Linked DNA regions of Homo sapiens: region 2 is linked to region 1. The links are chromatin loops, found by intact Hi-C in ENCODE. Cell type or tissue: PC-3. All regions are shown on one strand. Each heading gives the region's core, and the rest is flanking DNA. Links, peaks and the distances in the headings are about the cores only. Region 1 overlaps CNKSR3 (CNKSR family member 3). Region 2 overlaps IPCEF1 (interaction protein for cytohesin exchange factors 1).

Evidence for each region. Peaks named below come from ENCODE experiments on the same cell type or tissue, not always from the same donor. Only the 100,000 strongest peaks of a DNase experiment are listed, where the experiment ranks them.
Region 2: it touches region 1 in a loop (9-fold over the local background); 1 of 110 quality-filtered maps calls a loop at or near these places.

Annotation. Positions count from the first base shown.
Region 1 is chr6:154,384,518-154,389,905 of GRCh38, forward strand. CNKSR3 (CNKSR family member 3) reads right to left here. Exons shown (of 13, transcript NM_173515.4): 13 at 2,998-5,388. Among named protein-coding and RNA genes, the nearest start is that of IPCEF1, 30 kb to the left of the region's middle. In PC-3, for the core only: no CTCF peak of the experiment used is centred there; a DNase peak (open chromatin) is centred at 3,064; H3K27ac peaks cover 903 bases.
Region 2 is chr6:154,195,364-154,200,751 of GRCh38, forward strand. It overlaps IPCEF1 (interaction protein for cytohesin exchange factors 1), which reads right to left. Exons shown (of 12, transcript NM_001130700.2): 10 at 4,305-4,677. It also overlaps a transcript of OPRM1 not described here. Among named protein-coding and RNA genes, the nearest start is that of IPCEF1, 160 kb to the right of the region's middle. In PC-3, for the core only: no CTCF peak of the experiment used is centred there; a DNase peak (open chromatin) is centred at 1,978; H3K27ac peaks cover 317 bases.

The DNA of each region.
Region 1 (5,388 bases), core at 106-5,105:
TTCCTCATGAATAATCAAATTCAAGATGAATTTATGAGAGAATCTACCAGTAGCATGTGCCAGACATTTTCCCAGGTTTCTGGGAGGTATCAAGAAAGCAAAGATCTTGCCCTCAAGGAATCAGCAGGTCTCTGCTCAGCGTGGAAAACCTTTTAGGCTGAGCAGTGAGTTGTTATATGCATGCCCCTTAGGAACTTGCAATAAGACATAAAATTGGCAGGCTCAGTGGATGATGCCTTGTAATCCCAGCACTTCGGGAGGCCAAGGAGGGCGGATCACTTGAGGTCAGGAGTTCGAGACCAGCCTGGGCAACACAGTGAAACCTGTCTACTAAAAACACAAAAATTAGCTGGGTATGGTAGCATGTGCCTGTAATCCCAGCTACTCGGGAGGCTGAGACAGGAGAATTGCTTGAATCCGAGAAGCAGAGGTTGCAGTGAGCTGAGATCACGCCACTACACTCCAGACTGGATGACAGAGACAGACTCTGTCTTCAAAAATAAATAAATAAATAAATAATAAAAATACATAAAAGACATAAAATCCTGTGGAACAGGGACTCGATCAGAAGGTCTCTTCCTCACTCTTTCCCTTTTTCCTCCCCTCTCCCCAACCTGGCATTACCTTCCTGGGAGCAGGAATGTTTGTCCTTTCCAATCTTGTCTGTTCAGAGAATAGTTCTAAGTTTTCTCCGAATCCAATCAGCATGCACTGTGAGTCTGCTGAGGCTTCACTCTCAGGTCTTAGACCCTTCATTTTGCCAGTGTTCCAGTTTTGTGGTATAACAGCAACCTGGAGCAAATCTCAGCCCCTGGTGATTTGCACAGCAGGGTCCTACACTGCAGCACAGCCTGGAGAGCCAGGAGCCACTGTCCTGGTGTCAGGAGAGCCACCACCTTTCTGGGAAAGAAGAGCAGCAGAAGCAATGGTTCCTTCTAAATGGGCTCTGCTTCCTACATCCTAGGGCCTTTCTTCTTTTGCTGAGGAAGAAAAGAACATCATCCTACCCCATCCAAACTAAGGACCCACTTGATCGTTTTTATCCTATTTAGATGAGGCAACTCCCCAGTGTCTCCTCCCCGTCCCTCAACTCACTCATAATTCTTTGGAAAGAACAAGACACAATACATAAGCTGCTAGATTTATGAAGCAGATCACTTAGTCTATTCCCTCTTGAATGAAATGTCCAAATTTCCTGAAGGCATCTTTCTACACTACGGACTGACAGTCCTAAAACCTTCCATGTAAAAGCGATTTAAAAGCACTATGAATCCAGGTGTGGTGGCTCACACCTGTATTCCCAACACTAGTTCAAGACCAGCCTGGGCAACATAATGAGACCCCGTCTCTACAAAAATAATAAAATAAAATAGCCAGGTGTGGTGGTGCATGCCTATAGTTCCAGCTGCTCTGAAAGCTGAGGTGAGAGGATTGCTTGAGCCCAGGAGTTTGTGGTTACAGTGAGCTATGATTGTACCACTGCATTTTAGCCTGGGCAACAGAGCAGGTCACTGTCTCAAAAAAAAAAAACAAAAAAAAAAACCCACAAACCCCCCCCCCCCAAAAAACAGCATTATGGATTACATAAATACAAAGATCCACAATTTCCTGGGTCTCCGTATTTCTATTTCTCCCTCCTGTGTCCCTCTTCCCTAGCACAGAGCACACATTTTCTCCACTACCCTTCATCTGTCCATCCCTGGGATCAAAATGACAGTGGACAGCCCACAAGTCCAAAGGCAAGCTTCCGCTGTAGAGCTCTTCTCTTGTAAAATGGAATTAAGTGCAGCTGGGCATGGTGGCTCACACCTGTAATCCCAGCACTTTGGGAGGCTAAGGCAGGTGAATCACGAGGTCAGGAGTTCAAGATCAGCCTGGCCAACATGGTGAAACCCCATCTCTACTAAAAATACAAAAAATAGCTGGGTGTGATGGTGAATTCCTGTAATCCCAGCTACTGGGGAGGCTGAGGCAGGAGAATGGCTTCAACCCACGAGGCAGAGGTTGCAGTGAGCCGAGATCCTGCCACTGAACTCCAGCCTGGGTGATAGAGCAAGACTGTCTCAAAAATAAAATAAAATAAAACAAAATGGAATTAAGTTATCAAAACTTAACATTCCAAAGGAAAAAAGAAAAAGTCTCCAAATAAATAGGGCAATTATCAAAACATGAAGGGTAAATTACTTCATTCTAGTTGAAAAAGAATTATTGGCCGGGCATGGTGGCTCTCACACCTGTAACCCTAGCACTTTGGGAGGCTGAGGCAGGAGAATCCCTTGAGCCTAGGAGTTCAAGACCAGCCCGGTCCACTGTAATTCTGGCTCACACCAGTAATCCCAGCACCTTGGGAGGATCATTTGAGCTCAGGAGTTTGAGACCATCCTGGGCCCCTTAGCAAGACCCTGTCTCTACTAAAATTCTAAAAATTAGCTGTATATGGTGGTGCATGCCTACATTCCTAGCTACTCAGGAGGCTGAGGCAGGAGGATTGCTTGAGCCCAGAAGTTTGAGGCTGCAGTGAGCCGTGATTGCACCACTGCACTCCAGCCTGGGCAACAGAGCAAGACCCTGTCTCTAAAAAACAAACAAACAAACAAACCCAAAGATCATGACTCCTAATGCGGATCCCCTCCCTTCTATTGCTGCGTTCACCCTGGGTTCCAGGGACCTCTTCCTCCCCTAACCCGTTCACTCCTCCTTGCTGGTGCTGGGATGCTTCACCAGTCCCTTGTGGAAGCTCCAAATCTATCTACACTTTTGTAAATAACCCCTTCACAACACTCAATGATGACCCTGTTTGAGGGTATCATCTGTTTCCTGCAGGGACCATGACCATACTTTGCATGACTGATTTTTTTAGCCTGCACATCAATGCATCTAGCATTTCACTCTTTTCCAAATGAAAAGGAAACTACAAAAGAAAATAATAAGCTAACCGCAGAGTGCACAATTTTACATAACTAATAAAATGTATTAGGCATTTTGCTGCAAAGAAAATGAAATAAAGATGTTTTATTATGTACATTAGTTAATGAGGCACAGGAAAGGAATGTTAAGAAAAGCAGGAATGTTTATCTAGTTCATGGTCCATGATAACCACAGATTGCTGCATTTGTAGCCACATGAGTCATTCAAAAGTGATATGAACATGCATACATAACAATTCTTCTGCTTTTAATGAAACATAAGAAACTGTCAAGCTTTGGAAATTAGAAACAAACATATTCAATGCTTTTTGAAAAATCAGGCCTTATTTAAAAAGAAAAATGTTCTATCATCAAATGTATTATGCATTTATTTTTTATCATTTGAAATAATAGCTTATAAATAACATTGGTCCAGAACTAATAAATGAATTTTTACAAGAGCTCTCTCTCCCTTAAATAGGTTTAAATTTGCTTTTCAAAATAAACAGCAAATTTCCTGGATGTAAGGAAGAGAAAGGAGTTTCCAGAATTAAAATCCAATTGCTTTTCTGTTCTATTTTCTTTCTTTTTTTTTTTCAGTAAGAACACAAGGTGAGATCTATCTTAACAAATTGTTCAGTGTACACTGCAGTATTGTTGACTATAGGTGCAATATTGTACCACAAATCTCTAGAGCTTATTCACCTGACTTCACTGAAACTTTATGCCTATTGATTAGTAACTCCCCACTCCCCTCAGCCCCTGGCCACCATCATTTCACTCTTTGGTTCTATGAAGTTGACTATTTTAAATATCCCACATAAATTGAATCCTGCCATATTAGTCTTTCTGTTAATAGTTTATTTCACTTAGCGTAATGTCCTTAAGATTTATCCATGTTGTTGAATAATTGCAGAATTTCCTTCTTTTTAAAAGCTAAATAGTATTCCATTGTATGTGTATATACATTTTCTTTATTCATTTCTCCGCCGATGGACGCTTAGATTGTTTGTGTATCTTGGATATTGTGAATAATGCGGCAATGAACCTGCAAATGCTAATACCTCTTTGGGATCCTGATTTCAATTTTTTTGGATAAATATCCAGAAATAGGGTTGCTAGGTCACATGGCAGTTCTATTTTTACATTTTTTAGGAACACCCATACTGTTTTCCTTAGTGGCTGCACCATTTTGCATTCCCATCAACAGTATGCAAGGGTTCCAATTTGTCCACTTCTTCACCAATATTTGTTGTGTTTTGGTTCTTCAATGATAGCCATCCTGACAGGTGAGAGTTGATATCTCACGGTGGTTTTGATTTGCATTGCCCTGATGATCAGTGATGATGAGCACCTTTTATCCTCTGGGAGCCTCCCATTTCCTCTCATTGATGAGAATTTGCCCATGAGAGGTTAATATCCCTATACTCTCGCAATGTGTCAACTAGCTTCTTTCATTGCTGTTCAAGATGCCAGAGCCCATGCTATTCAGATCCTTGGCCCATTTGTAAAAATTGGGTTTTTTTTTTTTTGCTATTGAGTTATGAATTCCTTACATATTTTAGATGTCAACCCTTATCACATACATCGCTTGCAAATACTTTCTCCCATTTCATAGGTTTTCTTTTCACTCTGTTGATTGTTGCCTTTGCTGTGAGAAGCTTTGTGATTTGATGTAACTTTGCTTATTTTTGTTTTTGTTGCCTGTGTTTTGGGGGTCATATCCATGAAATCATTGACAAGACCAATGTCAAAGAGCTTTTCGCCTATGTTTTCTTCTAGGAGTTTTACAGCTTCAGATTTTATGTTTAAATCTTTAATCCATTTTGAGTTGGGTTTTGTATGTGATGTAAGATAAAAGTCCAGTTTCCCCCTTTTGCACATGGATATCTGATTTTCTCAATACCATGTGTTGAAGAGACTATCCTTTCCCCATTATGTATTCTTGGCACCATTGTTGAAGATCAGTTGACAATATACATGTGAATCTATTTCTGGACTCTCTATTCTGTTCCATTCACATATATGTCTATCTGTTGGCCAGTAACATACTGTTTTGATTACTGTAGTTTTGTTATACATTCTGAAATCAAGCAATGTGATGCCTCTATCTTTGTTCTTCTTTCTCAAGATTGATATGGCTATTCATGGTCTTTTGTGGTTTCATATGGACTGTAGAATTGTTTTGTCCCTGTCTTCAGATGACATCGTCTCATATATAGAACGCCCTAAGACTCCATTTTTTAAACATGTTAGAATAAAGGAATTCAATAAAGTTGCATAATACAAAATCAACATACAAAAATCAGTTGCGATTTCTATACATTAACACAGAACTATCTAAAAAGGAAATTAGCGAAACAATCCCATATATAATAGCACCCAAAATAATAAAATACTTGGGAATAAACTTAACTAAGGAGGTGAAAGACTTGTATACTGAAAACTACAAAATACTGATGAAATAAATTAAAGAAGACAC
Region 2 (5,388 bases), core at 85-5,084, 190 kb before region 1:
GTCTCGATCTCCTGACCTTGTGATCCGCCCACCTCGGCCTCCCAAAGTGCTGGGATTACAGGTGTGAGCCACCGTGCCTGGCCCAGCTACAATAATTTTTCTAAAGCATACTTCCAACTCACCCTGATGAGAAATGGTCATCCATTAGCTGTTTAAATTAAGGAACACCTATCCCAGTATTCAACCTCAACCAAATGTCCTTTCCATCCCCTTTACCCACGCCTCCCTTCTCCATGTACATATCTTGCCACTTAGATGAGATCTTGTCTTGGGTCCCTGCTCTCTTTTAAACCTCTCTCTGGAGTGCTCTGTATCTCTTCTGTGGCACCTATTTTACTCTGCTTTCTTTTGTTAAATGTGTCTAGTTCCTCCCACTCAGCCCATTAGGTGTTAACATTTTTTAGACCAGAATTGTACCTTGTTCACAATTTTTTTTTTTTTTTTTTGAAACGGAGTCTTGCTCTGTCACCCAGGCTGGGGTGCAGTGGTGCAATCTCGGCTCACTGCAACCTCTGCCTCGCAGGTTCAAGCAATTCTCCTGCCTCAGCCTCTAGAGTAGCTGGGATTACAGGTGTGTGCCACCATACCTGGCTAATTTTTGTATTTTTAGTAGAGACAGGGTTTTACTATGTTGGCCAGGCTGGTCTCGAACTCCTGACCTCGTGATCCGCCTACCTCGGCCTCACAAAGTGCTGGGATTACAGATGTGAGCCACCCTGCCCAGTCCCCCTGGTTCACATTTTATTCACTTTAGCACAAAGTACATCAGCACATGTATGTTAGGTACTCAAAAAAATGATATATACACAATATAATAATGCAAAATTGAATGGAGTCCAGTTTTGGACTTATTTTTTATTACATACTTCCTGAGGAGGCATACTGCATGATTCCAACAGCAACTCTCAAAGTAGCTAGCTAAAGTACTGTTCACACTCAGATTGTGTACAATTTTGTTAATATTTTTTAAATCCTAAAATCTGGCTCATTCATGTCACTTTCCTGAAACATCATGCATGCTCTAGAATGCCTGCCTCTTCTTTAACAATGTTTTATTTTTTTTAATTAAGCTTGTTATCTACATGACTCCCAGATCAATTCTGGCTGTGCTTATACCTGATAATTTATTTGTATAAATTGGGTATTCGTCTTATTTGCTGACATGCAGCTTTTCAGCATCCAGAGTAAGGTTTCTTCATTCATTAAGTAGAAGTGACATTGTCTCCACATTGTCAGCAGGTAGTGTGTGTTGTACATATGTGACTTACTATCACACAGGCATAAGTCATGGTTCAAAAAATTTCTAACAAAAGAAATGAGGAGCACAGGGTAAAATTGAGCTGAAATGAACATGTCATTAACCCTCTCACCTCTTTTCCCATTATGCTTTGTGAAAATAATCAGTGAATAATTCCTAGAGCTCTGGAACCTGGAACTCTCAGTGAAGAAAGGCAATAGGAGGCAATTAACACCCTGATTTTATTTTTTCAATAGCTTAACACTACAGGAGAAAATGTCTAACAGAGTATTTAAATTCAGCATAAAATCCTAGCAACCACAATTTTAATTGCATACTAACTGCAAAAATATTTCTTTCATTGTCTAAATAAAAGGAAGACTGTAATATGTACTGTCTGCTTGTTTCAGGACTCAGTTATTAATCTTTAAGAATCTTTGCTAGGATGAAAGCCTCTTCTTCCAGCAAATGCATCCTGAGACTGGGACTTAATCTTTTAAAATCCTAGCTCTCATTTTGAACCATGTTAAGATTTCTATCCCTGATATAAAAACACCTTGAACAATTTCAGACACAAGAATTTCAGGAATTTTTTATTAGTAACTCAAAAACAATACCTTTTAAAAGTCACAAAAATGAAAAGCTACCTTTGTCTGCAACACATAAACACACATGTAAAAAAAAATGCACAATATGAAATTTGATTACTCAACAGCAAGTCATCACAAATGCAAGCAAAGATTGGGTTGCTGTTTCCATAGAGATGACTTTAAGTGGTTCAGTTCTTCTGGGAATTTAACCAAATCCCCAGCAGCAGAAGAAAATCATCAGCAAAAATTCTGTAGCATATGAGAACTGCCAACAAATCAATGAGAGAAAAAAAATACTTTCATTTTCTTTTCCTTTTTACCAAGAGGAATACTGTCACATTGAGCTGTTTGAAGAAGTATACAGATTTTGCTGGTCACTCTGCATGTAACTCAAAACTAAATAATACCAGGTTGCTTCATTCTTACATTAAAAGGGCTGGTGGTACCCAGCCAGGCTCTACAGCACATGCAATCCTGGAATGGCATTTAGCCAGGAACAAGGACTGTTGCATCTTCCCATGTCTCTGGCTATGGTCCTAAAAGAAAACCCTCAACCTCCAGGGTTATCTCTTGGGAAAGAATGCAAATGGGATTTTATTCTCTAGTATGTTTTTGAAGCTATGCTCATCCTGGGGGGTGTGTGTGTGTGTTTGAAATTTTTTTAGTTCTACTTACGACCCAGTGATTAAAGTAAGCGTTTGTAGGAGAAAAATAATAGATGTAGTACTTTTTATTATTTTCTTTAGTTTCACCAGTCCTATATCTGGAAGTCTCTTCTAAGCATCAAGATAGAGGTCATCTAGTTCAAGATGCTTAAATTCTCTCTTCAGTATATCTTTTCAAGAACAAGAGGTGTGACCAATACACAATAGGCAATCAATATTCAATGAAAATGTTTGTCTCAGAATGAGTAAAGACCTCCAGTGATAAGGAATGCATTCCTTTCCAAGGAACCCATTCTATTTTTTGAAGAGTTCACAACATCAAAAAAAAGTTCTTATGCTGAGCATGAATCTATCTCCTTTTGACTTGCACCATTGAACTCAATTCTGTGCTTCCAAGGAGATACAATTAAGCTCAATACTTTCACCAAACGACAGCAACTCACAAACCTGAGGGCGGGTTGAGACTACTCTTCCTCACAGTCCAATCTTCAGCCCTCTCCATTCCTCAGTGACAAGGTTTCCTTTCTCCTCCCTATGCTACTCATTCACCTCTAGAAATAGGTTGGTTTGCCAGACTTTATTTACTCCAGTTCTTCTAATCTAGATAGTTGGCCTAAATAAAGGGGAGAAGTATAAGAAAAATGCCATCAGAGGCCAGGCAGGTCTGTGTAAAGCATCTTTAGGTAAGGCCTCAGAGAGTGGTGACAACTGTTATAACTTGGAGAATTAGTTACCAGGCTGAGTAATGAAATTTACATACTTTTAAAATATTACATACACACACACACACACACACACACACACACACAACTTGTTCTGCAGTTGTGATCCTTGGGCAAATTACGCTGATACCAAAAATTAAATTAGCAGGGTACCCATCTGAAATTTGAGAACTTAAAGAAACATTCCCTGATTAGGCTAGAGGAGAGGAGAGAGCAGTCATCTATGTCATTAGACACTCTGGCAAGTGATTATGAGAATTTAGCAAGTCAACTTTCTCTCAATGGCACACCAAAAATATACAAACCAAACTCATCATTCTTTCACTGCTCAGTATCTTCCATCAGGTAAGCGTGTTTTACAGCAGAATGAATAGCGCACAATCAGAAAAGATACGTCACGATTGAACAGTAATAAAAATAAGTTAGTCCTGGATAAAAGACAAGGACCAGTTATCAGAGTATTTTTTAAACCTCATATTATTAACTTCCACACACAATTAATTCTTTCCTTTGTTAAGACTTAAAATGTTTTCTGAACGCATGAGTTGTGCTCTCCTTTATATGTAAAGGTTCTAATGCTGCACAAAGTGCATGCAAATTGTCTGTCTTCCCATCAACCACACAGGAACATTCAGGAGCCGACAGGCTAAGAATTAGATACTGTCTGGGGCACAGCCCAGAGAAAGTGGCTGATCTAAGCTCATTTTGAACTATCAAGGTGATGTTATGAATACCAGACTACAAAATCCTGATTTAACCACCACAGGCTCCAGCGCATGGGACATGGGACCAAAAAAGAGGCAAGTTTTTTCTCCGATTGGTGGAAAAGTATCATTATTTTATGATCACATGTCTTGGAGTTCTGAAGCAATTGGTTAGTGACACTTATAGCAAGTAATTAGTGGCCTAGTAGCTGGAGTTGTCCACATGCAAACTCCTCTACAAAGCAACCTCTGGGCATAGCCCCACTTGACTAATTATTGAATCATCATTCATGAGTTTAACCATTCTTGTTACAAATTAATATTACAGTTCCATATACAAACAAATATTCACTCTCTAACGAAGAATAAATAATTTATTGGTTTACCTTTGTCCATGATCTTTGATCCAGCAGGCTTATCTGGGACAGTAAGATGGTCATGATTGCTACTCAATGAAGAAGTATCATCACTAGATAAAGAGTTCAAAAATCCACTTTCTGATGTGACAAAACTGTTTTCCAGGGCCTTGTGGATGCCTGCCTCTGAGGGTACAGGTGAATGAACTTGCACAGCAAACGTTATTGGTTGTCCCTCATCTTCAGCAGCAGACAAACTGTTAACTGTGTCAGGCAAGGATTGTCTCTCTTTAGATAAGGAGGAAGGAAAACTGCTGGGTGTCTTCACTGTATTTTCCAGGGAAGAGAAAGAATACGACGTTCCACTCAGGCTGGGTGAGGATGAAGATGCCTGCTGTGCAGTCTATTTTTCACAAATAAAACCAAAAAAAGAATAAAAGACATCATGATTAAACCATCATTCTCTACCTTTTATTTTCAATCACGGTGTCCCCGTGTTATTTCAAAAAGTGACCAATAATAAAAGAGTCAAAAGGTAAAGATATGATATTTATTTCTGTTTGACACACATTAGGATTTCATTCTCCAAAACTGATTTATGTAACTTTAAATTCACTGTTCTAGGATCTGAAAAATCTCCTTATCATGATTTGTCCTATTCTTCAATGCTCTCCAGAAACTTAAAAGGCCTCTTTTGGGAATGCTTCAGAATACTGCATTACACTTTGAGCAAAATATAATTTGCAATCTATCACTGAATTCACACTGATGGAACAAGAAAGATAATTATGAAAAAGGAGAGGCTGGGTGCGATGGCTCATGCCTGTAATCCCAGCACTTTGGAAGACCGAGACAGGCAGATCACCTGAGGCCGGGAGTTTGAGACCAGCCGGGCCAGTATGTTGAAACCCCATCTCTACTAAAAATACAAAAATTAGCCTGGCTTGGTGGCGCGCACCTGTAGTCCCAGCTATTCAGGAGACTGAGGCAGGAGAATCACTTGAACCTGGGAGGCAGAGATTGCAGCGAGCTAAGATCATGCCACTGCACTCCAGTCTGGGTGACAGAGTGAGACTCTGCCTCCAGAAAAGAAAAAGAGAGCAAAAGCTGGAGC